6 separate regions of the Homo sapiens genome follow, and regions 1, 3, 4, 5 and 6 are each linked to region 2. Evidence: chromatin contacts called from ENCODE Hi-C or POLR2A ChIA-PET data. All regions are on one chromosome and are shown on one strand. The core of a region is the stretch at or near the end of the contact, and the rest is flanking DNA. Distances in the headings are between cores, read along the strand shown. Region 1 overlaps GRASLND (glycosaminoglycan regulatory associated long non-coding RNA). Region 2 holds the start of LPIN1 (lipin 1). Region 3 overlaps LINC00299 (long intergenic non-protein coding RNA 299). Region 4 overlaps CYRIA (CYFIP related Rac1 interactor A). Region 5 has its middle 420 kb from the start of NBAS. Region 6 holds the start of ID2-AS1 (ID2 antisense RNA 1).

Evidence for each region. Hi-C counts contacts between places; a loop is a spot of excess contacts on that map. ChIA-PET counts read pairs that join two places held with the same protein, here RNA polymerase II (POLR2A). Pooled maps may share reads with other maps.
Region 1: a pooled map shows a loop between it and region 2 (7-fold over the local background). The contact joins the enhancer-like site here to the promoter of LPIN1 in region 2. A Hi-C loop is called at or near these places in 8 of 50 pooled maps.
Region 3: a loop to region 2 is called in a pooled map, with 2.6 times the contacts of the local background. The contact joins the enhancer-like site here to the promoter of LPIN1 in region 2. A Hi-C loop is called at or near these places in 4 of 37 single-sample maps with no recorded cell type and 6 of 50 pooled maps.
Region 4: a loop to region 2 is called in a pooled map, with 6 times the contacts of the local background. The contact joins the enhancer-like site here to the promoter of LPIN1 in region 2. A Hi-C loop is called at or near these places in 7 of 37 single-sample maps with no recorded cell type and 7 of 50 pooled maps.
Region 5: a loop to region 2 is called in a map with no recorded cell type, with 13 times the contacts of the local background. The contact joins the enhancer-like site here to the promoter of LPIN1 in region 2. A Hi-C loop is called at or near these places in 1 of 168 maps with a recorded cell type or tissue (OCI-LY7), 2 of 37 single-sample maps with no recorded cell type and 9 of 50 pooled maps.
Region 6: a pooled map shows a loop between it and region 2 (35-fold over the local background). The contact joins the promoter of ID2-AS1 here to the promoter of LPIN1 in region 2. A Hi-C loop is called at or near these places in 2 of 37 single-sample maps with no recorded cell type and 9 of 50 pooled maps. POLR2A ChIA-PET finds 5 or more read pairs at or near these places in 1 of 52 experiments (activated B cell).

What each region holds. Positions count from the first base shown.
Region 1 is chr2:6,908,174-6,912,347 of GRCh38, forward strand. GRASLND (glycosaminoglycan regulatory associated long non-coding RNA) reads right to left here. Exons shown (of 5, transcript NR_033997.1): 5 at 4,103-4,174. Among named protein-coding and RNA genes, the nearest start is that of RNF144A, 7.2 kb to the right of the region's middle. RefSeq lists enhancers at 1,583-1,632, 1,763-1,892. Within about 2 kb of position 1,743, at least 5 of the 41 ENCODE cell types and tissues checked have a DNase peak (open chromatin) inside an H3K27ac peak, as active enhancers do.
Region 2 is chr2:11,743,782-11,747,954 of GRCh38, forward strand. LPIN1 (lipin 1) reads left to right here and starts at 2,851. Exons shown (of 21, transcript NM_001349206.2): 1 at 2,851-2,890. LOC124907735 (a long non-coding RNA gene) reads right to left here and starts at 1,678. Exons shown (of 2, transcript XR_007086220.1): 1 at 47-1,678. RefSeq lists enhancers at 1,018-1,591, 4,103-4,173 and a silencer at 2,530-3,099.
Region 3 is chr2:8,299,603-8,303,405 of GRCh38, forward strand. It overlaps LINC00299 (long intergenic non-protein coding RNA 299), which reads right to left. Exons shown (of 9, transcript NR_034135.1): 3 at 74-191. Among named protein-coding and RNA genes, the nearest start is that of LINC00299, 27 kb to the right of the region's middle. RefSeq lists enhancers at 1,068-1,624, 2,730-2,789. Within about 2 kb of position 2,554, at least 17 of the 41 ENCODE cell types and tissues checked have a DNase peak (open chromatin) inside an H3K27ac peak, as active enhancers do.
Region 4 is chr2:16,654,193-16,658,289 of GRCh38, forward strand. All of the region lies in intron 1 of CYRIA (CYFIP related Rac1 interactor A), which reads right to left. Among named protein-coding and RNA genes, the nearest start is that of CYRIA, 9.6 kb to the right of the region's middle. Within about 2 kb of position 2,024, at least 22 of the 41 ENCODE cell types and tissues checked have a DNase peak (open chromatin) inside an H3K27ac peak, as active enhancers do.
Region 5 is chr2:15,141,018-15,145,388 of GRCh38, forward strand. It overlaps a transcript of NBAS not described here. Among named protein-coding and RNA genes, the nearest start is that of NBAS, 420 kb to the right of the region's middle. RefSeq lists enhancers at 784-1,983, 1,046-1,115, 1,506-1,595 and a silencer at 1,468-1,762. Within about 2 kb of position 1,259, at least 6 of the 41 ENCODE cell types and tissues checked have a DNase peak (open chromatin) inside an H3K27ac peak, as active enhancers do; they include OCI-LY7, where a contact is called at or near this core.
Region 6 is chr2:8,680,484-8,684,838 of GRCh38, forward strand. It overlaps ID2-AS1 (ID2 antisense RNA 1), which reads right to left and starts at 1,380. Exons shown (of 4, transcript NR_110154.1): 1 at 1,344-1,380. It overlaps ID2 (inhibitor of DNA binding 2), which reads left to right and starts at 1,573. Exons shown (of 3, transcript NM_002166.5): 1 at 1,573-2,030; 2 at 2,360-2,423; 3 at 3,202-3,978. The coding sequence starts at 1,683. The coding sequence ends at 2,416. RefSeq lists enhancers at 772-1,275, 1,763-1,812, 4,095-4,355.

The sequences.
Region 1 (4,174 bases), core at 493-2,992, 4.8 Mb before region 2:
TGAAAAATCCGGTAGAACATAAACTTCTAAAAATGTTCTGACTACTCATCCATAAAAAAAGAATGAATTAACGGCATTTGCAGCAACTTGAATGAGATTGGAGACTATTATTCTAAGTGAAGTAACTCAGGAATGGAAAACCAAAGGTTGTATGTTATCATACTTAAGTGGGAGCTAAGCTATCAGGATGCAAAGGCATAAGAATGACACAGTGGGCCTTGGGGACTCAGTAGGAAAGGGTGGGATGTGGGTGAGGGATAAAAGACTACAAATTGGGTGCAGTGTATACTGCTCGGGTGATGGGTGCCAAAGTTTCACAAATCACCACTACAGAATTTACTCATGTAGCCAAACACCACATGTTCCCCAATAACCTATGGAAACAAAAAACAAAACAAAAAAATGCTCTGCTCTGTTTTGTGAGGGGTCCAATGTCGGCCTTCAAGTGGCCTCAAAAATCAGAAATACAGACATGTGTGAAGCAACTTGATATAAGACAGCACAGGGTGGTGGGAGCCAGGGTGAGCTAGAGAACATACTCCTCTTAGAGGTGTTCAAGTTTTATAAAACATGACACTCCCCAAATGAAATACCCCTGAAGATCTGACTTGTCTTATCAGATGCCTGTTTTCAAATTCAAGTCACAGTGCCACCATGACTATCCCTAATTTATTCAGTGGTATATCAGGCATTAGCTATTCACTGAAAACTGGTAACCTTAATCACTGTTCCTTGAAGGAAATATTTTTACTCCCTGTTGTAAAGACTTTGAATAGTTATTCATACCCCCTTCTGTGAACATGAGAAAATTATACTTTCTCACCCTCTTTCAGTTAAGCAAAGCTACTAATTCCGGCCAATTATGAGTGCATTTAACTGCTAGTACAAGGCTGTACAACATTTGCTTTTGGGTCCACAGTGATTACAGAGGAGGCCTCATGTTGAGATGGCTGAGTCTAAAAACAGGCAACCTTGATCTTGTGTGCTTATTGGGAGGATAGTATTGGAGAGACAAATACGGTCACAGCAAACTGCATATATGGGACAGTTCACATTTTGAGATTACTTGTTACTGTAACACAGATTAGCCCGTCCTAACCAAAATGATCCCATAACAAATAACATTCAGATTGTCTAAGGCTAATGATGGAGATACAATTTCAATAGGGGTTAAGGCATTGGACTTCATAGTCCCATTTCACAATATTGACCAAGATTTACATTCTCCCTGGGGGTGGCTCTACAACTGATGGAATCACAATACTCTCGGTCTTGGGGGAATGCGCCATTGCCTCCTACCACTGGACACACAATTCTTCTCTTAACTTAAACTATATGGTCCTTAAGGGTAGAGCGCATATTTTAGCAGCTAAAAAGTTTTGAGCCCTGAAGTGGGCATGCCAAGTATGGTGTTAAGTGCTTTGCATAATTTTTATTTTAAATGCTCAGAGAAACCATAGAAGAGAAGTGTAATCATCCTTCATTTCATTGCTAAGGAAACTGGAGCTGAGGGAGTCTAACTGAAATGCATAGCTAGATCTTGATGAAACCTAAACTGACTTTGGCAGCAAAGCCCGAGCCAAGCTCAGGCAGAGGGCTTTGTCCTTCTTTCTTCCAAACTGCCTGGGACTCAGCTTCTGGGTTTCTGGGTTTTATTTGTTGTTGTTATTTGCTTGTTTCAATCTGTGAAGCCTGCTCTCCTCTTGATGATTAGAAACTGTGAGTGCATGTCTTCTTTAGAGGAAGTGGCTTGTGGTCTTGCCCTGTGATCCTCTGATAAGAATAGGTTCTCAGAAATACAACCCAATAGACCAAACTTTCACACGAAGATATGAAATGAGAGAAGAAGGAAGGAGAAGACAGACTGATAGAGTTCTTCATACACATGCAAGATGGGGAAAGGAAAAAGAGGAATTTGCATTCTTTCATTGGACTATTACATTCTTTCATGTCTAATGCCAAACATACAAATATGATAATATAATAAGAGAGTAACAAAAGTGGTGTGAGCACAGCTCAGCAGAAAGATTGGCTAACCCAGGGGAGTGACAGAAATGTTACTAGAGGTGTCAGTGGTGCACTGGAGTTTAAAATAGTAGGAGAAGTTTTCCAGGCCGTCAAGGTGTGGGGATTTGATGAGAGTGTTTGCGTTTGTTATTGTTGTTGATGGTGGTGGCGATGTGTGTGTGTGTGTGTGTGTGTGTGTGTGTGTAGAAAGAGAGAGAGAGAGGAGTTTTTAAGTACTGTATGTATTTTAAGGAGATTGAATAATCTAAGGTGAGGAGCATTTAAAATAATAGCAGAATAAAAGTTAAATACTTAGAAACATACAGCAATGAAACAAAATGACCTCTAAAGGGCCTTTTAAGTATGTTTCCATCCAGAAAGGGTCTCTATAGCCCCTATTTTTATTTTTTATTCCCATTATCCCCCAGAACTTTCCATTCTTAGGTGGCATCCAAGATTCTGTCCATTCCTGCTCAAGCCCACCTGCCACCTTTATCCATAACAGATAAACCTCCTGGTCCTACCAAGCCAGACAATCTATTGTCAGGAAAATGTTTTATGATTCTCTTCTTCTGCAATCTTGCTGGAGCTCACTTTCCCCATCTTACTGTCTCAGGTCAGGTTCCCTGGGAAACAGACTCTGAGATGGAGGTTGGTGGTTAAGAGATGCTTAGGAAGGGTTCCTGTAGAAGAATGAGGACACAGGGGAGCTGGGATGCATTTGCTGGGGAACTCTGGGGCTAGGGAGCCCTTCAGTGTTGTCCCAAGGTATGCCAAGCGATTCTCAGAAATACAACCCAATAGACCAAACTTTCACACAAAGATATGAAATGAGACATATGTTATGTCCCAGGCAAGCGGTTTTGGAAGGAGTTTTGCAGGAGGCAGCTACCTTTGGCCAAGATTGATTCCTGGGATGTGAGCCTTCCACAGCCAACAGTCCCAGCTCACGGGATAATGACTGCCTTGGTTCTGTAGGGAATCTTCATGAAGCATTCAAGCATCCACCTTGCGATATATCACCTGAGCCCTGTTCAGTAGGTGGAATAGCAAGTCCTGTTTCTCCCCCATAGCTCTTTATTTTAAACCTCACGTGTTACCATGTGGCAGCATCCACTAGGAATGAGCTGTGGGCACCTGAGTTGTTGCCCAGGACACAGACCTGGATTGTGTACTGTGTTCCCCTTGCACCTATCTGCTACCTGAATTTCTTCCAGGTTCCCATCTTTTCCTAGCTCTTGGCTATCTGCCTCAACTGTGCTCTCATGTCTAAGACTGAATGACTTACTCTGCCTACCTAGTATTGTACTTGGGCTCTCCTTCAAGACTCAAGTACCTGTGAATTACTGCTACTCAAAACCAGTTTACAGTGAATGTGTTAGCTTTAGTTGTTAGTTTAGGCAAGACCATGCTGGCATAACAAATAAACCCTAAAATTTCAATAGCTTAACACATGCAGGTTCATGTTCTCCTGAGGATCATCCTACCAGTGGGCAACCCACAGATCCAGCTGACTCCATTTGGTGGTCCCACCACCTCAATATGTGGCTCTGTTATCACTGGGATGGTGATGGGCAAGTTCAGTGTCATGAAGGTCTTTCTCATTGCCTTGGCTCAAAAGTGAGGCTTATGTCTACAGTCTATGGAACAAAATGAGTCACATGCCCTGGCCTGACTGTGAGGGGGCCAGAAAATCTGGGAAAATGCATGGCTATTTAGTGAGCATTAAATGTTTGCCCACAATGAGGTCTGTCTGCTGTTAAATATAATCATTCTTTGAGACTTGAGAAAGCCTTTAAAAATTCTGTCAAGCCCCAAGGGCCATATTCAATTGATTACTATAGAAAAGCAGTGTAATAAAAAGTTAAAAGACCTCTGAATCAGCCTTCTGTAATATTACCATGTGTGCCTTGAGCAAGCAGGGATCCTGGATCTGGCATGGCCTCGGTAAACCTCAGTGTTCCCATAAGTGAAGTGAAAAGATCAGACAAAACTTTCTCTTGGGTCCTTTTCAGTTCTAAGTAGAATCTACGGAGCTTGCATTTGAGCCATGCATAGAAGATCCGGTTAATAAAGAACCACAGAAGATTCATTTCTTTCATTCAACAAATTTTTATGAAGTGCCTAGAACTTATCTTGCCATTGCTGGATATGATGGCAAACAAGA
Region 2 (4,173 bases), core at 1,601-4,100:
GCTCGCAGGGCACCCGTGAAGAGGGATGCTCATTCTTCCCGCCTACCTTGCCCCAGGTATTCTGGGCCTGTGTAGGTGGTTGATCTGGACAACTTCAGAGTTCTCGGGATACAACAGCTACTGTCACCAGCTGGGCTCAGCAGTGAACAGATCCTTCTGGGAATGGCCACTCCTCAACTTATGGGGTTTTAGAATTGAAAAATCTTCCAACCCCACAACTGTGACAGCAGCTTCCCATGATGCCTTTTTCATCCTCAAAGCAGATCTGTGTCATGTGCACCTGCAGCCCATTTCCTGGATTGTGAAACTGAGCCTCTAGAATCAGGATGCTTGTGCTGGCTTTGCTAAGGCATTACTCAGCCCCTCCTTCCTCCTCCAGTCAGCTAGAGCAAGATTACTCATCCCTGGAGTTCCTTCTCCTCTTCCGAGTGCAGCTAGGTCCTGGGATTGGCCAGGGGGATCGCCTCAGCTCTCCTGGCTGAGTCACTGCTCAGTCAGGCCTGGTTGCTGATAGCACAGCCAAGGGCCCTCCCAGGGGGACTCCAGCCAGTGCCTGATCAAAAGCGCCAGGGCTTTGGAAAGTCCGGTTTCGTTTATCGCCTGGGAGTGCACTGTGATCTAGTGAGTGTTTTCTTCTCATTGCTTGTTTATACAAAAGGCTCCCCCCAACCCTTGGCCTTCCCCGAGGTGGTAGGCTGGGCAGCAGCGGGACCTAATTTGCTCTGAATCCAGCCAGACCCTGCTCATCAGAGCTGACCCTAGCCGTGCTGGGCCCCCCAGCTCATCATTTTCAGAATGAGGGCTTTGAGTTGAATTGTCCTATATTTTCAGACCTCCCATCTCCACATTTGAATAATGGACTTATTTTACACAAAAAATAAACTTAAGTGGCCTGAAGTTGGACTGGCTTCCTGGAAAGCCTTTCCACATAGAGTAGACTTCTTCCCAGGCCAGCTCCTCCCTGGAGGTGGGAGGGGAGGGTGCAGGAGGGCTTCCTTCTGGGGCCTTGCAACCTCAGCAGTTTTGGGCAGCCGTGATGCACTTGAAACTCTGGTCTCTGAGAAAACCCCTGTGGAGGTAGCTCACCTACAAACTGCAAGATTCTCTTTGTGTAGCTCCCACGTCTGCAATGTCAGCATGGGACAGGCTGCCTAGATAGGAGCTGCCCCAAGCCCAGCGGGAGCGTGTCCACACTTGACCAGATGGACGGGAGCCGCGCCCCTGGACAAAGCTCTCCAAGCAGCTGTCCCCAAACATCTATCTCAAGCTTGCTGGCTTATCCAATTCACTAAGCTGCCGCATTCGATGCTGTTTCTAAGCTGGCCTCCTCCCTGGCCCTCTGCATCTCAGCAGAGCAGCGGTTCCATCTCCACACTGAGACTTGCCTTTGAGTATCGCATCACACACCTCCACCGGTTCCATTCATCAGTAAGCCTGTGGGTTTTGCCTCCAAATCTCTCTGAAGTCCTTCCGCTTCTTGCTGAGTAGCCCCTGTAATCTGAGCCACCATCATGTCCCCCGGTTTCCTGCAGTGCCACCTGTCTGCTGGCTTCTACTCCTGCAGTCCATTTTCCATGGAGTGGAGGGGTGACTTTTTAAAGAAGTAAATTAGATCATATAATTCCCAGGTTTAAAATTCTTTTTGGACCAGGCGTGGTGGTTCACACCTGTAATCTCAGCACTTTGGGAAGCCAAGGTGGGAAGACTGCTTGAGCCCAGCAGTTTGAGACCAGCCTGGGCAACATAGGGAGACCTGGTCTCTACAAATAGTTTGAAAAATTAGCTGGGCGTGGTGGCATGCACCTGTGGTCCCAGCTACTTGAGAGGCTGAGGCAGGAGGATTGCCTGAGGCCAGAAGGTGAAGGCTGCAGTGAACCGAGATTGTGCCACTGCACTGTAGCTTGGGTGACAGAGTGGGACCCTGTCTCAAAAAGAATTGGTTTGGAATAACATTTAAATAATACCTAAACTCCTTGCCTTGGCCTACAAGACCTGAATATTTGGCCCCTGCCTTCCCTCCAGCCCACAGCACCGGCCCCAGGACCTTTGCACCTGCCATTTCTGCTCTCCAGAAAGCCCTGCCTCCTCCCCATCTTTGTAGTCATAGGTGTTTCTTGTCATTTAGAGTTTCAGTTCAAATATGACACCCTCCCATTGATGGAAATCATTTCACCACCAGACGTTATGTGGCTCATTGTTTATCCGCTGCCTGCCTCCCGGCTGGAGAGGCGCAGGGAGCTGCCTGTCCCTCCTGTTCAGAGCCACCGTTCCGCACCTGGACCACCGCTTGGCAGAGGCGGGAGTGGAGGCTGTCACCATCAGGATGAAGGACAGGGGTGGCCCGGCGTGGAGAAGCTAAGAAGAGATGGCGATAGGTCAACGCGATTGCGCCTTTAAGGTGGAAGAAACGAAGGGCGAGGGTCAGTAAAGTCAAGGACGGGCTCAGATCCCGCCACTGGTGATAAGCGGGACCCATAGGACCGACGTGATCGCGGCCAGGCCCTGGGTGGTTTACCTGGACTTTTACCTGGCTGCCTTTTCTCTGCACCCCTCCGTCCTCACTCCCCCAGTCATCGGCATAGGTCAAGTCAGAGTGTTGAAGAAACACACGAGTTTGGCTCTGGAAAGGAAAATCAGAAAGGCGGCCTAAGGGGCCCCACCCCCAGGAACGCTAAGATAGGCGGCCAGGGGTGAGCGGGCAGGGCCGGCCAGCAGGCCCTGAAAGCAGCCGGGCCACCAGCGCGTCCCGAGTCCCCCTCGCACCGCCCCGCTTGCCCCGCCCCTGCCCTCTGCCCCCGCCCCTGCCCCGCCCCCGAAGGCGAGCTGCGCTGACAGCCGGCGGCGGGCTGGGTGTTTGCAATACAAAGGCGGCCACGCGCGGCGCCGCTCGGTGAGTAGCCGCCGCCTCCAGCCTCCCGCTGTGGAGCAGGGGCCGCAGCCTCGGGTTAGGCGGGGCGGGGCGCGGCGCCGGGGCGCTGAGGACGCGTGGCGAGGCGGGGGCTCGGCCCCGGGGCCCGAGGACCGACGGCCGGGCTACGTCCCCGGGGCCCTCTACGGGAAGTGGTTCGGGGGAGGGAGGCGGGGAAACAGGCCCCGGAGGCCGGGAGGGCCTCGCGAGCATCCCTCGGGCCTGGCTTTCCTGACGCGCCGCGAGGCCCGGTGTGGGCCCGGCTTGGCTGATCTCGAGCGGCGTAGGGGCCACTGGGGGCTGCCGCGCAGTCCCAGAACCGCGGGGACTAGCTCCAGCCGGCCAGCGCGGGTGCGTCCTGGCTCTGCGCGATCATCCCCAGCTTTGCGCCGGGGACTGGGATGAGAGCCTTTCTTTCCCCCGGAGTTAGGATTCCAGCGCTGCAGTTGAGGAAACTGAGGCTCAGGGAGGTTGACCTCTGTGCCCAAGGTCATACAGTTGCCGGGCGGCAGGGCAGGCTGAGCCCAGGTTGGAATCCCGGTTCTCATATTACAGCTCTCCCCTGCGAGGCCTCTGCACCTTTCTTGCAGCCTAGGAGGTGCTAGGCCTAGTGAGCTCCGTCAGCTGCTCCTGCACGTAATTTTATTATGGGCAAGGCCAGGAAAATGCAGGATGAGAAGTAACGTTTTGGGAGTAACTTAAGTGCTGTGGAGCTAGAGTAGGTAATTTGTGTGGTCAGTAGTTGCTGGAGAAAGCAGATGTCAACCCTGTTTTTGATCAGCAAGCAGGAAACCAACTAAGACAACTGGCAGTATTAATTTGGAGATGTTTTAGAACCCGGCAGTTTCCCACAGGATAGAAGTGTTTTGGGAAATCAAAGCTTGTAGCCGTTTTTTTAATTGGGGGTGTTGTGGTATGGTGGTCTAGGGGTAGTGATTGTGAGATTGACTGTTTATCCTTTGTTCCGTAATTTGGGTCTTATTAATGAAAGTAAGCAGTTGAGGAATGTATAGTATTTGAGAAATAAGCACATCCACACATGAACACTTTTCTTGCTCCCAGATTCTTGTTGAAAGGTGTAACAGTTGGATTTATGATTATATACTTTGATAGCACTTCACGTTTGCCAGCATTTGTTATTGAGTGTTTTTGTGCATGGGTTGTGTGTTTTGGCGCTTATTATTCCTATTTGCATGTGGGGCCCTGTGGTCCTGTGGAGCCAGGCCTGGATATAGCCCTGGACTCGGGTCGGGAGGTCTGGGCTC
Region 3 (3,803 bases), core at 1,304-3,803, 3.4 Mb before region 2:
AACTCCACCAATGTGGAAGGCCTCTAAGTCTTCACAGGGCTGACCTCCCAGCCTCGCTATGCATGTGGCTTACCAAGACCTCCAATCCACTTGCCACTGCTTGCTTATCTGGTCCAATGAGCATGCCACATCGAAGTCGTGGGTAAAAGTGGTAGTCTATGGAATGTCCAGATAGGGCAGGTGACTTCAGACTAAAAAACAACAAAAGTTAGCATGCTTAAAAAATAACTGGATAATTCTAAGCTCCTCAGAGACAACTGAAATTTGCCTCATTTAAAAACTAAAGATGCACTTAAAAATATAAAATCAACAAACTGTATGATTTAGTCTCTACCATTATCAAAATATTATGATTTTATTTATTATATGAGGAGTCTGTTTTAGAAACAAATATGCAAAATAAACCATAAATAAGAATTTTTTTAAGCAACAAAGTGAGAGAGTTCACATGGACCAGGAATGGGACCATAAAAGTATTCTTTGTTTGTTCCAGGTCAATGTGAACTGCTTCTGATCCTCCTTTGTTCAAGGATGAAAAACAACAGTTCACCAAGTCAATAGCTTCCTTAGAGAGGCCAAAGACTCCGTTTAATCTTGTCTAGCAAAAGTTCCATGCTTGGCACAGCCACTGCAGGTGGAGATATGACTTGACTCGCTGTATGGATATTTACTGTCCCCCATCATGGCCCACCAGGTCTGTGTGAGGGGCAGCCACCATGGTGAATTAAATGAGGCTATGGCAAGGGCCACAGCCCCTGCATCCTTTAAGTCTTTGAGGGTAACACTCATGTCTGACATTCCTGCCATCAACGCAAGATGTGGTCATATCTGTGGTTTACGATCTCGTAGGGGAAGAGGCCTACCCCACTACAACATCTTTTATTCTAGGCCAAGGAGCCAACGTGCAGGTTCTGCCAATGAACCTGCCATTCACTCCTATTATACTAGAGAACCAGGGAAATGAAGAATGTGAGCTAGGCTTGAAAAAAGATTCCATTTATTACCTGCCTTCCTGGTCTCCAGTCTAATAGGAGGGCTATGGTAGCATCTTGGGTCTCCAAATATCAATGTTAGCTTAATAGTCCTTGAAAAGCTAAGGCATTCGTCTTTCCCCAGTGTGCATTTGCCTAAATAAATGTCCTAGATACCTTTAGGAGAGAAGTGGGGGAATTATTGCTGAATGCACCTGCTGTAATATGGTACCATCCTTCCTGGGAAGAGCTCTGCTCCTCCTTCAGTCAACAGATTCTGGGGCTGAGAATTAGCTCCATTCAAGAAACTAGGCAAAAGATCCTGACTTTTGTACCTCCTGGTAATCCACACGTGCTTTCTTGTAGAAATTAAGCATTGCCCTTGTTGGGTGCCCATCTATCTCCTTCCTAAAACAATGAGCCTATTGAGAGCTCTCTGCAGGGCAGGAACCCCCTGGGTGCCCCACTGATCTTGCCTCTCATTGTGATCATGGCCTCTGCCTTGCATCCAATGGTGAGCATACCACCTGGCCTTTGTAATCCCAGGATCCTGTCATCCCCGTTGCTACCAGGAGCCAGTTCTGTGATTTCATCATCTGTCATCAGCTCTGGCACATAGAGCACAGCCATTCCTGAGCTCAGTGACTTTGGGGCCACTCTCACCAGTGCATTCCTTTGTACATGGGAAGTCCTCCAGGCCATCTCGTGAAGATAGTCAGCACCATGGATGCTAGCATGTCCACTCCAGCATGGCCACTTCTCTGAGCCATTTGGTCCCTCTCTCCACCATCTGCCTGAGTGTGGGTCACTGCTTTCTCTAGGCTTTTAAGCAACATCTGAGTTGAGTCTTAGCATTCTCTCCAGGGATCTTGACCAAGATGCTTAATCCTGTACCACCTAGATTGCTCCCTCTCAATAAACTCAACCTTATTCGATTTTATATCTACACTCTTTGATCCAATCCCATGAATATATTCCCAGGTCCTCTGCAACATATTAGCTCGACCCCACAGCTCCTTCACCTGATATCCCCTTTTGGCCAAGCCAGCCCAGCTCATCCCCAGTCGGGCTGTGCTGAGATTTGGTTCTTGTTATTCTTTGGTTTTGCCAACAGGAAAGATGAGGGTAGATCCTGATGGGTCAAGCATTGTCTTGTATGATACCTACCTCATTTGAGACCTCTGTATGATCTTCAGAAAAGGAAAGTCTTGCTTTTTTTTTTTTTTTTTTTTGACCGAGTCTCGCTCTGTTGCCCAGGCTGGAGTGCAATGGTGCAATCTGGGCTCACTGCAAGCTCCGCCTCCCAGGTTCAAGCAGTCTACAATCTTCTACATGACATGAGAAATAGGCCATTTCTGCAGGCCCAGGGGACTCAGGGGCATGTAAGTGTTCAGGGTTCCCAACTGTCCAGGGCTCCCACCCTAAGTGTAAGGGTCTCACCTCTTTCCCATTAGAGCCCTGTGTCTGAAGGACTGAGAACTTAACCTACTCAGGGTTCAGACTGGTCCTCCAGCCAACCTGCCTTCCAGCTGCAGATCATCGGGGTTTTCTTAAATGCTGCCAAGGAAGTGCTCTGGCTTTCACAGTTTGCCTGAAACCAGTGATGAGTCATCCTGCGCCTCTGCCTCTCTCTCTTCAACACTCAGTAGCCTCAGCCTCAGCCACCCAAGCCCACAGGCCTTCTGGTTATCATTTCATCAGCCGGCCACCTGCTTCCTCTCCAATTTTTCATTAGGGCCTGCAACTCACAACCACGTCCAGTGTCAGCTGCCTGAAAGTCTTCCTAGAAACAGAGTCTGAGATGGAAATTGCATGCAGAGTGCTGATCAGAGGGTGTTCTCGGGAGATTCTCCTGTAAAGAAGTGAGAAAGGCAGGATGCTGCAGAAGCTGAAGCTGGCTGCAACGAGGCTACACTTGGAGCCACCCCCAGCCAATCCTAAGTGGCGCTCTCGAGCTGGGACGGCCCATCAGAGTTGTCCCAAGTTGAGGCAAGAGGGCCGAGCCTTTGCGTTCCTTCCTCGGTCAGTTTCAGAACCTGGGGGATATGACCTGAAAAGAGGCCATTCCCTGCAGCAGGAGGGGGCATCCAGTGCGGGCTCTGCCATGGCCATCATCAACTGTCACTGCAGCTAGCGGGGAGACCTGGGCAGAGCACCCCAATGGTCACTGCAGCCGAAAGAGGACTGCTTGTCTTTCTGCTCTCACACCCCTTACCTAGGGAAGAGCAGAGAAAGGGTTGCTTGAATGGGAGGAATAGCAAAGAGAACAAAGAAATCCCAATGAGGGGAAACCTCTCAGCGCACCAGCCTCACTGTGTGCTGAGAGGCACCCACTGCCTTCCCTGCACTCCTTAGATCTTGTTCATGGGTGGTTGTTTGTTGTTGTTGTTGTTGTTGTTGTTGTTGCTGTTTTTAATGTAAGAAACAGAATCTTGCTGTGTTGACCAGGCTGGTCTCAAACTCCTGGCCTCAAGCGATCCTCCCCCCTCAGCCTCCCAAAGCACTGTGATTACAGGCGTGAGCCACTGCATCCAGTCTCATTCATCTTTTTGTACCATATTCTCTGTCCCACCACTCAGAAATATCTCAGGTGCTGTACTAGTGCCTTACACATCCTGGACCCTCAGTGCTGTCTCAAACTCCTGGCCTCAAGCAATACTCCCCACTCAGCCTCCCAAAGCACTGTGATTACAGGCGTGAGCCACTGCATCCAGCCTCATTCATCTTTTTGTACCACATTCTCTGCCCCACCACTCAAAAATATCTCAGGTGCTGTGCTAGTGCCTTACACATCCTGGACCCTCAATGCATAGCATGGTAGCACCAAAAGGT
Region 4 (4,097 bases), core at 774-3,273, 4.9 Mb after region 2:
AAGCAAGCCAAAATGTTTGCATCTCTCCGAGTCTTGGTTTTGCTCTCTATAAAATAAAAAGCACAACTTCTTCTTCCATCGAATGACACATCTGGAAGTATCCAGAAAACTGTCTGGCACTTTGGGAATACATGGTCAAAGTTTGTTAAGTAGAAATACCATATACTATTTGCATGAAATTTACATTAAGGTAGGGCGTGCCATGGGACTCCATTCTGGAAAAAGGCAAAGAAATCAAGCTATGATCATATTTTCTGAGGCTTAAGAGACTCCAGTCATGGCAGGAAAAAGGATTTTATTTTCTTTAAAAAAAAATAAAATTGTGGCCTGGAAGCAGTGCGAGCTGTGTGGTATGGAAACGTGTAGAAGTTTTAGAGCCAGGCCGACTTCAACCAAATCCTGGTGCCCCATTTTCAGCCCTTTTCAGTCCTATGTCTTAAAGCAAATTTTAAAAAAAACCTTCTTAGCTTCATTGTCTTTATCTTTAAAAAAGAAATGAAAATATCACCTTAGAAGGTGTCTGTGGGATGAAAAAATGTATACAAAAATACTATCCAAATAGTTAGAATTAATAGGTGCTAAATGTATACTGAATAGCATAATTCACTGTTGTTAACATAATTAAAAATTTGGGAATACTATGAAAAATTAAGGGTCATGACTGGACTGGGCAAGCTATAAGTCACTGGTTAGAAAAAAATAACTCACATTCATATACCACAAATAGTGATCACACTGTAGCTATTTTAGTTTCTATGAGCTACTCAATCTATTTCCTGAATCTGAGGTTTAACAGATAAATTTACACAACCTATGACCTTACTAGCAGGTTGAGCATGTAGTGTGAAAGGGAGAAAGAGGGACGAGGCCTTGACACACAGATGTTTTAAAGGGAGAAAAAACAGGAGATATGCACTTAGCACTCCATCCACACCCGTACAAGCTCACTCGCTCGCCCCAAGTGATGAAAGAGGAAACCCCAATTCAGACCCATGGGGAAGAGGGCTCTTTGCTTCAGTAATTGCAGGCCAGAGCTGAACAATCTCCTCTTCCATCTTGAGAATGCCTCTGGGCTTGGGGTGTGGGGCCTAGTGTGTGGGCTTGCCTCACCAACCCAGGAATGGCTTTAGACTTCATCTAGTCAAACATACTTGTTAAAAATGGAGGAACTGAGGCTCAGGGAGGGGAGGAGGCTTACAACAAGTTAGGCAGAAGGTCAGTGGCAGAGCTAGGCTTATACCCAGGGGACTCCTTGGACAGTGCTCACTCCACTGCCCACATGGTCTTCCTGATCCTCCGCAGTTTGGTAAGCAAAACTGCAACAATATTTCACATTCTCTTCTGTTCGTTCTCCCTCACATCCAGTGTCTCAACTCTGCTAAGCCCTGCTTGGGCTTGACCCTAAAGAACTTGAACCTGAAGGAGTTGTAAATGTGCGGCAACTGGAGCACGGCCTGATCACGCAGGGGCTCAGACAGCTGCAGCACAGCTTCTCCTGCTCCCTCCCTTTCTTTTCTCTTTCATAATCTTTTTCCTACTTTCCCCAACTGACTATTACATAAAATTGAATGCATTCTTGGTCTTTTTTTTTTAAACCTGAATTGGGTTTTTCTTTCACTTATTTTTATTTCTAAAGTCGCATATGCAAATGATTTGGGTGTTTTAAAAATGTGTAGCATAAGATTTACAGGGTTCTATGTTTCTGAAGCAGCAGAATTGGATATTTCTCCCTAAGAAATGTAATTCAGTTGCTTTCTGCCAGTTAATGTCAGAATTGCCTTTCTTGGTGGTTACCGGTCCTTGAAAGACAAAAGGTCCCTTGGCTTGCAGGGGCATCTGAGTAGTCAGTTCCACCTGTGAGCTACACAAAGGCCAGGGCAGAGCCTTGTCCAGAGAGTGCCTGGCAGATTCCTGCCCTCTGCAGCTCTTCCTTGGAATGAAAAGGATTCCCCCAATGCACATGTACACGCTTACACATACACCTGTACACATCCACATATTCACCCCCACACACCCACTCACAAACTGCACACACACATACCCACACTCACACATACCTATACACACACAGCTATACACATCCACATATCCACACCCACACACCCACTCACAAGCCACACATAAACACACATATATTCCAACCACACACATCCATTCAAACCACACACATCATACTTATACACTCACAAGTCCAGGCCTCTCTAGTTTCTAAGGGCCAGCCATCCCCAGAGGCACCCTATTCTCCATGTGCGCTGATGTGAACCATATTTACAGCTCCCTAGTGGCTCCAATAGTCTATGCAAACCAAAGGCCTTCAGGATCCTGGAAGTTAAGGTCACTCCTCCGTGGTGGAAGCTACATGGCTATCACTGGTTGTGAGTGGGTGAGACCCTCCTCCAGAAGGACACAGTGGGTCCTCAGAGAGGAGGAGCTGCTGATTTTTAAACATCATCAGATTCTGAAAGAAATGTTAATCTTTTGATCTGGAAAATGTCAGAATTATGATGCATTAATAATAAACTCAAAAGACAAAGACATAAAGAAAGAGAAAACAGGAGAGAAATGCAGAGCAATTGCTGGAATGGCCGTTGCCATTAGGGCCACTGCCAATGGCCATGCTTGGTCAAGCAGCCAGTGAGACCTCGTGAGCGTCAGTGGCGTGAATGGCAGTCGAGTCACCAGGGCCAAAATACATCTGAGGCAACCAGCCAAAGGCACAGAAACACTAGAGCTGTGGAAGAAGTAAAGGAAGACCCGAGAGGGAACCCAGCAGAGAGCACAGGGAAACTTTCTACATCCCTCCAGAGGTCAGCCTGGGGCTGGCAGAAGTTACCAGTACAGCCAGACAGACAGCTCAGTGCTTCCCACTCTCCTCCTCTTTTGACGTCCTAGCCTCCATGTCTTAATTCTCAGAGAGACAAAGGAAGAAGTCATTTACTTAGAAACTCAGTTCCTAGGGGCCAAGGAAGAGAAGTGACAAGCTCAAGCTCACTTTACAACCAAAGAACAGACCCAAAATAAGAACCAAAATGTTCTCACGCTCGGCTGAGGCTTTTCACTTCCCCATGCTCACTCTTTCAGCCCTGGCTCTTCCTCACATGGGCAAAATGATGAGTAAGATTTAAAAATTCCCTCTGCCATCCCCCTCCAAGGCCAAAACCAAAACTTAATTATAAGCCACACTCAATAAAAAATTCCCAGCTTATTTTTACTTCTCAGGAAATTTTTTTTAAAATGACTTTGTCCCAGTGAAATTTGAGAGCCCATGTTTTTTGATGTTTTTTGTTGTTTTTTTTTTTTTGGCTGTTGTTTTGTTTTTGTGCCAAGCATGGTCATTTAATTCAGTTAATTGAGAAAATATAAAAATGGCCACTAATGCTTTTGATAAGCATGAGATGGGCCATGTCACCATACCCTCTAATATCCAAAGGTAGGATATTCACTTGTGTCATCTGGACTTTGCCGACACAGTCAGTTCTTTTAGGCTTTCTGCAAGATCCACAAAACCTTCTTTGAGACTCTTTGCTCAGATGTGCTTCCAAATTCAGAAATGTCTTTTAGAAAGGTAAAGAGTGCATAAGCCATGTATTACATACATGCCCAGCAGGGTCTGGGACACTTATCTTTCTGCTGAAAACCTCATTCATCTTGAGTGTAATACATAAAAGTTATAGAGTCTCTGGGCCAGCTTTTGCTTTCAAATGCATGATGAAATAAACTTCCCATTTTCAGAGCTTTTTGGATTTTGGACTTAAAAATAAGCGAATGTGTATGTGTCAAAAAATAGCTTATGACCCCATTTATTAATTCTGAAGGTATTCAAGGACCTGGATTTAAAACTGCAAGACTCCAGAAAAAAAATACATGTTTAAAAAATAAGAAAAAGACTTAGGATAAGGAGATTGATCATATAGTGCATGTACAGTGCTTGATGCTGATGAGAATCATTATCCTTGTTACAATCTAGGAAATAATGTGGCTAGGTTCACTTCAGGCATAAATTGAAAGCTCGAAAGCTAGAAACAGAAGTCTAGAGGGGTTGACTATGTGGGGCTTTTTCAGGGACAATTCAGGAATGTGTTGTCAGAGAAAGGACA
Region 5 (4,371 bases), core at 9-2,508, 3.4 Mb after region 2:
CTATTATTCTTGTGTGATCTGAAATGGTCTTATTTCTGTGCAAAGTATTTCTTTTGGAGGAAATATCTTTCTTGAGATTTTTTAGGAAAAATCCAGTGTCTCTCTGTCTCTGTCTCTCTCTCGCTCCCATCCCCTTTTCCCTTCTCTTTTTCCCCCTCTCTCTCCCTCCCTCCTTCACTCTTTTCCTTCCTCTCCCGCTCCCTCTGCAGAGCTCTACAATTTTGAATTGGCCTAGACTATGGTGAGATTTCCTCTGTTTAAACCCAACATGTGTATATGAGCAAATCTTATGAGTTCAGTGATTTCACACACACACTAGCTCATTTAGTACCGGGGACTGCCCAGTGAGTTGGCAATCACAGCACCCGTTTTACAGACGACAACAGTGAGGCTCAGGCAGATTCGTGGTCTTATCCAGGATGTAGCATCAGCGAATGGCAGAGCTTGGACTGGGGAGAGCCCTTTTCTCTTGATCTGTTTCTTACTCCATATTCTAGAGGCCTGAGACGATGTCATTCTGTTTTTAAACATTACAATTAACCCCTAAACTGAAGCTGAGGAAAGAGTTAGCATGCTGGTTTATAAAGGCTAGACTCATTTTGATACAAAACCAAGATATTTGATGCACAATGTGAACATATTGCTCATTTTCAGCAAAATCAATTTTGTTTTGTTTTGTTTTGTTTTTTGTTTTTACCGTAGGGGCCACTCATGCACTCAGGCAAAGTGGAGAGACTAGAACTCAAAACCTGTGCTTTCTTTAGCAGATCATACCCTTTCCCCCAATAAAAAAGGGGCAGGGGATGCTAGAGAACAGTTCAAATCCAACATCACTGATGTCAGGCACCAAATAAACTCAGCAGATGTTATTATGTCTGTACGGGTTTTGTTTTCCCCTTCCTGGAAAGAGAAATAATGAGCTCTTGAAATTCAGATTCCCATTGACTCTGAAGTCATAAACATATTTAAAAACAGTGTGAGTCTGTGACATTTACAATCACAAAATTCATGTCAGAGAATAAATCCAGCATTACCTCCAATCACTGAATATGGAATACCCATTCATCTCCACCCACGTGTTGGGGGACACACACTTCAGAACGATGATATTCAGAAAATGCCAGGAGGAGTGCATGTCAGAGGTAACCACCCTCAGCAACCCAGCCTGTCAACAGTTGCAAATGCACGAAAAATGAGGGGAACCGGAAGACAGCAGCAGGAAGGAGATAATAGAGCAACTGAGAGCAGCCAGCCTTGACGTTTGTCAACCTCTGCCCGAAACAGCACATGTGGCTTTGCTGAGAGGCACAGGTGTGTGGGCTGAGCTCAGCAGATGAATGTCACATCCGGGAGGAGGCATGTGCATTTCTCAGCTTGAAATGCTTCCCCAACAAAACCAAATAAGGTTCCTGCAGATGACGTCAGGAGGCTTAGCTGCTACTGCCACAAAGGGACAATTTATTGAAGAGCTAAAAATGGTCGCCTCCGCAAGGCTGACAGGCAAATATTTGAGGGAACGCTCCCCTTGTTTTGAAGAGACATCTGCCAGCTCCCTGACTGGCACCTTCCTGCATTAGTCATCCTGCTGGGCCTTGCTAAAAACTCCAAATACAGGTTTATCCCTGCCACATCCTGTTCCCCGAAGGGGCTATTTCCACGGTGCCGGCTGTAAAGTCTTCCTGTCATCTTCCTCTCAAGTGCTCTCTGTCTATCTCTGCAGAGGATGATGGAGAGGGGAGATAAGGAACATTCCATGGATAGAAACACACATCCCCTCAAGAGATATCTTAAGAGCACCTTTGCTTTACTTTTGAACCTACATCTAGCGTACAGATGAGGGCAAGGAAGATGTTGAAACGTTAAAAGAAACATCCCTCCGTTTTGCTAATAGTTTTTATAATTAAAGGTTGAGCAAAGGGTGCCCAAAGAGTCATCCTGACCTCCTGCAACAAGTCATTTTGGAACACTAGCTCTGCAAAAGAAACAAACTGGTCCGTGCAGTATTCTCTAGACTACTCACTCATCAGCCCGTTGAAATATGTACTTGGTTATTTTCTGCTTTCAGCGTGTCTTGTCACCCCAAATAGATCAGAAGATCTGGAAGCCTACTGTTATCATTTACCCCTTTTTGCCACCTACAGGGCTTGACCAGGTACTCAGCCCCTTTCTACAATTCTTTATCTCACTTAAGGCTCACAAACAACCCTGTGAAATCGATTACGATCCTTCTTTTACAAACAAGAATTAGAGGCTCATTGAGCCCGTGGTCCTGCAGCAAGTCCGCGTCTGCAGAGCTGAGATCCACCTGGAGTTTGTCTGACTCTGAAGCCCATACCCTCAGCACCTTCATGTTGCAGGGGCCGCTGCAAATCCAACACTGGTTGACGGAGCAGTTTTGATCCTGAGGCCCTTGTGATTTCACTGAAGAGTCAGTCGAACATGAAACTCAGAACAAACACAAACAACTTAGAAACAAGGGCATGTCTGTGAGATGGGTCTCTGAATGGACTGGATGAATTCTCCACCCACGGGCTTCGTCCTGCCCTTAGAGCCAAACAGAGCACGTGTGTCCCTCTGCAGCCCTTTGGAGGTTTGCAAGTGGTGGTTACATAACCTCCACACACCCCTCGTATGATGGTTAATAATGAGTGTCAACTTGATTGGATTGAAAGATACAAAGTATTGATCCTGGGTGTGTCTGTGAGGGTGCTGCCACAGAGATTAACATTTGAGTCAGTGGGCTGGGAAAAGTAGACCTACCCTTAATCTGAGTGGGCACCATCTAATCAGCTGCCAGCATGGCTAGAATATATGCAGGCAGAAAAATGTGAAAAGGGAGACTCGCCTAGCCTCCCAGCCTACATCTTTCTCCTGTGCTGAATGCTTCCTGCCCTCAAACATCAGACTTCAAGTTCTTCAGTTTTGGAACTCGGACGGGCTCTCCTTGCTCCTCAGACCACAGATAGCCCCTTGTGGGACCTTGTGGTTGTGTGAGTTAATACTATATATATATATTATCCTATATATAAAAATATATATATATATATATATCTCCCATTAGTTCTGTCCCTCTAGAGAAACCTGACTAATACACCTTGTCACATTGTTGTGACTCCACAGCCTGGCCCCCAGGGCCCACCCACGGTCCCTCCCCAACACATATGCACACACAGTGTCAAAAGACAACATGCATTCCACAAATTGTGTAGCATGGCTGTGTCCCAGCTCCTACAGCCCGAGTATGGCTGCCTTGGCAAACCTTCCTGAACTATATGCACCAAGGTAATTTCCAGGCTCAACCCAGGAAAGCCTGACACAGACCAAAGTGTCAAATATGTTCTCCATCCCCATCAACCTCCCAGCCTATTAAATAAAATATAATGTTTGTTTCCTGAAAGAATGACTTTTATGTTTGGCTTGTGTTTATTACTATTGATTCAGATACAATTGCATTCATAAAATGTGTATTGAGCAACTTCTCTGCGTGAGGCACTTTTTAGGTCCTTTGGGGAAGACAGGAGTCGCTACACAATCCTGGCCCTCAAGCAGCTCCCATCCAAGGCAGAGGTACTTCTGAGTGGCCACATTGCTGGCCACTTTTTATCGAACACATCACTACAGCACACATCCACTGGCTTTGTTTTTGCATATCTATCCTCTAAAAAAAAGGCAGCAGAATAGAGGAGAAAGTGCATGGGCTTCGCAGTCAGCTCTGGGTTCAAATCCAAGCTTTGCCAACTCAGAAACAGTCCCATATGTTACGATACAGGTGGTTGCGTTGGTTTATGAGATCTGGTTTTAGCACATGCATGTTTTGAAGGAATGGGGCAGGGCAACTTTCTCACAGTTAAAGAGAAGGCCATAGCAATATATAAAGCCTTAAGGTAAAAGCTGACAATTTGCAGAAGTGCCTTTCTTTACTGCAAAGTGGCTGGCTTAGAGGCTACTAGAACTACTAAGCTTTCCATGAGGTTAAGCTATTTGGTGTAGCTATGAGTAGAGATAATCCTCCTGTAGTAAAACAGTGGGCTAATGAAGACGGCCACACCCTCAATCCAATTTTTAATTTAGATAGAAAGCAGTCTCCACAACCTAATCTCAAAAGAGGACGTACACATCCCATGGCTTAAGGTGGCAAAGAATAGACTGCTTGTGTTGCTGGTACACATACCAGTGACATTCTACATACTCTGCTGGTGTTTTCATTACTCATTTTTAGTTGGTTTTGTCAGCTTTGCGGTTACTAGATTTTGAGTGGCTTGCTTTAACTATTTTCCTCTAAGCCCTGTGCTTTTACACGCAATCTTAAAGAACCCAAGGATGTTTAGGGCCACACATATGCCATTACAGCAAAAATGCATTGAGATGTAT
Region 6 (4,355 bases), core at 130-2,629, 3.1 Mb before region 2:
GCTGGCCCCACCAGCTGAGAAATTAATCATTAATTGAAGGAAAAAACACTGTTTCCCCATTATCGAGCTTTTCTTTCAGCTTCTAGGCCTGCCCCTTCCGCTTTCTGAAATGCAAAGGAGGTAGAGATTGAGGCAGAAAGTAAATAAGATTTGAATATTGCCTTTCCTGGAGTTTTCTAGTTCATTGTTTTCTGGAGCAAATATTTTCAAAAACAAGAAACTGACACACTGTGGTCAAAACAGAATTCTAGATAAGCTACAATTATGTGAAAATTAAGGTATTTAAGTAAATAGCTGCAAACTTTTTAAAACTTAGACTGAAAGAACGAGTTCTTAAAAGATTTTCAGCCAAAAAAAAAAAAAAAAACCTTGAACCCGTATTCAGTACTAGTGCTGAAAAGATTCCAAACCTCATATGACAGAATATTTTTTTTTCCTTAGTGTGAAGATGTCTATCAATGGCTAGGGCCACCTATCTGTCACAAAGCTTTGGAACTCCTCTAGGTGTTGGAATGTGACACCAGAAATCACAATTAGTGCATAATTAATCACATTACTTTGCCACCTACACGGAAGGGCACAGACCGGCAGCCTTTCAAGGGCAGTGTATGTAAATGTAGTTTCAATATGCAAATTCTCCTAATTATTTCCGATTAATACGATCATTATAATAGCCCTGCCTCCTTCTTGAAAAGGAACCCTGAAAGCGCCCTGCCTGTGAGAGCTCCTTAGCGACCGGTGAGGTTGGGCATGGTTTGCAATAAGTACTCATTTTCTTGAGTTTACAGTAATGCCTCCCGCGCTGCTCCGGGTTGCAAAAGCCCACACTAAGCCTGTCGTCGAATGCGTGCGTGGGTGGTTTGTTTGTGTTAACATAACTTTTCCTTATCTGAAGAGACGAACTCACTCTACAAACGTGACTCTTCAGTGACAACCTAATTTGCGTTTTCACTTTCTTCTGAAATGCTTTCTATCTTTCCTCACGCTCTCCCTCCGATGGGTTGCAGTGAACTGTGGCTTCCCCCCTGCGGTGCTGAACTCGCCCGTGTAGCTGTGATTTTAGAGCTGCCGACAGCTCTAAGGTGTGTAGGGCTTGGTCTGGGAACACCCCCAGGGCAAGGGTCCCGCCGCGCGCTTGGAATTAGAATTAAGAATGCATATTTAGGCGCCCAGGGTCTGCCCCCTTCTCCCTCCTCCTTCCCCTCCCCCTTCCCCTCCCCCTTCCCCTCCCCCATCTTCCCTTCTCTTCCTCCTCCCTCCTCCTCTCCCTCCTCCCGCCTCCCTCCTCCCCGCCCCCCGCCCGCCGCTCCCCGCCCCCCGCCCCCCGCCAGCCCCGCACTTACTGTACTGTACTCTATTTACCACCCCAGCTGGGCTCGCGCCCCGCCCACCCCGCGGGGATTGGCTGCGAACGCGGAAGAACCAAGCCCACGCCCCGCGCCCGCGCCCACCAATGGAAGCGCCCGCTCGTCTTGATAGACGTGCCACCTTCCGCCAATGGGGACGAAGGGAAGCTCCAGCGTGTGGCCCCGGCGAGTGCGGATAAAAGCCGCCCCGCCGGGCTCGGGCTTCATTCTGAGCCGAGCCCGGTGCCAAGCGCAGCTAGCTCAGCAGGCGGCAGCGGCGGCCTGAGCTTCAGGGCAGCCAGCTCCCTCCCGGTCTCGCCTTCCCTCGCGGTCAGCATGAAAGCCTTCAGTCCCGTGAGGTCCGTTAGGAAAAACAGCCTGTCGGACCACAGCCTGGGCATCTCCCGGAGCAAAACCCCTGTGGACGACCCGATGAGCCTGCTATACAACATGAACGACTGCTACTCCAAGCTCAAGGAGCTGGTGCCCAGCATCCCCCAGAACAAGAAGGTGAGCAAGATGGAAATCCTGCAGCACGTCATCGACTACATCTTGGACCTGCAGATCGCCCTGGACTCGCATCCCACTATTGTCAGCCTGCATCACCAGAGACCCGGGCAGAACCAGGCGTCCAGGACGCCGCTGACCACCCTCAACACGGATATCAGCATCCTGTCCTTGCAGGTAAGACCTGCTCCGGGGTCCCCGCCCCGCCGCCGCACACTCCCGCGGTCGTCTGGGCTGTCACTAGGAGATCCGTAGCCCAGACGGTGACTTTCGTATGAGCTATTTAACTTTATTTTCTTCAGAATCTGCTGTAGATTGAGCTGTGCGTGAAATTGCTAGTAAGTTCTGACATGTTAATGCGTCTGTCTTTAAATCTGAATTGTTACCATAAACGTGTTTAATGGAACTTGCTGGTCTGTGGACTACAAAAAAAAAAAAAAAAAAAAAAAAACCCTTTCTACTTAACATTGTCTTAACCTCGTACTCTTTATCCTCTTTCTTTCCAGGCTTCTGAATTCCCTTCTGAGTTAATGTCAAATGACAGCAAAGCACTGTGTGGCTGAATAAGCGGTGAGTGTTTGCTTGTGCCACCCGTGGGTAAACTGCCCCTCGGTGTGTGTGCGCGCGCGCGCATGTGTTTTTGCTTGTGTATCTATAAAATGTCTGATTTGGTAAATGCATGCTTACTTCGCGGTGTTACCCGTACTACATTGTCTCACTAGACATGAAGGAGCTTGTAGCTTTGGGTGCTCGAGATCACAGAACATTTTCCTTTAAAAGGAAATGATGCCAATAACTTACTACGAAGGCGGCCGAGGAACGTGTGTATTGGCTTTGTAGCAAATGTAATGCCCTGGATCTTCCTACGAGTCCTCTGGTACTATGAGGTACTAACCTCCACTGTAATTAATCTTACCGCCACAAATTCCATAGTGATCCTCCTTCCCTAAAACTATAGTCCTCTGGGATTCTCTGGGCTAGTTGAGGATTGCTACCCTGTGCCTTCAACCCTGTGATGTGGGATCCCAGACTTCCCTATCTGTTAACTAAAGGGCTGTTTTCAATCAAATAATTGTTACGAGAAGCAGACTGGCGCCTGTAGCACTGCTGTTGGAGATCCAAATAGGAGATTGGGTTGGGAAGTTTTTCCCTTGAGTCTCTGCTATTTTAATGTTTAATTTGCGCTGTCGAGGCGAGTGTGTGTGTTGCATCTGGACGCCAGGGTTTGCCCAATCTTTGAGTGTTTGGTTAAATGTTCAAACTGTGGCTTCCTCCCGGCGCCAGTCGCCCGCCTCTGCCCTTAGGTTACATTCTCTTAAACATGCCTTTCTCCCCCACTCTTTCGCAGGTGTTCATGATTTCTTTTATTCTTTGCACAACAACAACAACAACAAATTCACGGAATCTTTTAAGTGCTGAACTTATTTTTCAACCATTTCACAAGGAGGACAAGTTGAATGGACCTTTTTAAAAAGAAAAAAAAAATGGAAGGAAAACTAAGAATGATCATCTTCCCAGGGTGTTCTCTTACTTGGACTGTGATATTCGTTATTTATGAAAAAGACTTTTAAATGCCCTTTCTGCAGTTGGAAGGTTTTCTTTATATACTATTCCCACCATGGGGAGCGAAAACGTTAAAATCACAAGGAATTGCCCAATCTAAGCAGACTTTGCCTTTTTTCAAAGGTGGAGCGTGAATACCAGAAGGATCCAGTATTCAGTCACTTAAATGAAGTCTTTTGGTCAGAAATTACCTTTTTGACACAAGCCTACTGAATGCTGTGTATATATTTATATATAAATATATCTATTTGAGTGAAACCTTGTGAACTCTTTAATTAGAGTTTTCTTGTATAGTGGCAGAGATGTCTATTTCTGCATTCAAAAGTGTAATGATGTACTTATTCATGCTAAACTTTTTATAAAAGTTTAGTTGTAAACTTAACCCTTTTATACAAAATAAATCAAGTGTGTTTATTGAATGGTGATTGCCTGCTTTATTTCAGAGGACCAGTGCTTTGATTTTTATTATGCTATGTTATAACTGAACCCAAATAAATACAAGTTCAAATTTATGTAGACTGTATAAGATTATAATAAAACATGTCTGAAGTCAATACCTGAATTCCGAGTGGTTTTTAAGATCTCTGGCATTCACTAGCTCTTTTCTCTCCCTGTCTCCCCCTCTCGGCCCCCCCCCCCACACACACACACACACATTGTTTTCTTTATCCCCTTCTCCTTCATCCCCCCACCAGCAGCACCCCTGAAGCTTTTACTTGTGTACAGAGAATCTTATCAGATGTGTGGTAAGGCAGAGGGCTGAGTTGACAGGGACTGGGGAGGCTTTGAGCACAGAAGTGCCTCGAGTCCTTAAGAGAAAGCTTGGTTCTGTGCCTCAGGGCTGAGTTTAAAGCCAAGAATGAGTTGAGTCTGGGAGTGTGGAAGCACTACCTGTCTGAGTGGGCGTTAAGACGCTTCTCTGGAGTAAATGAAAGTTAA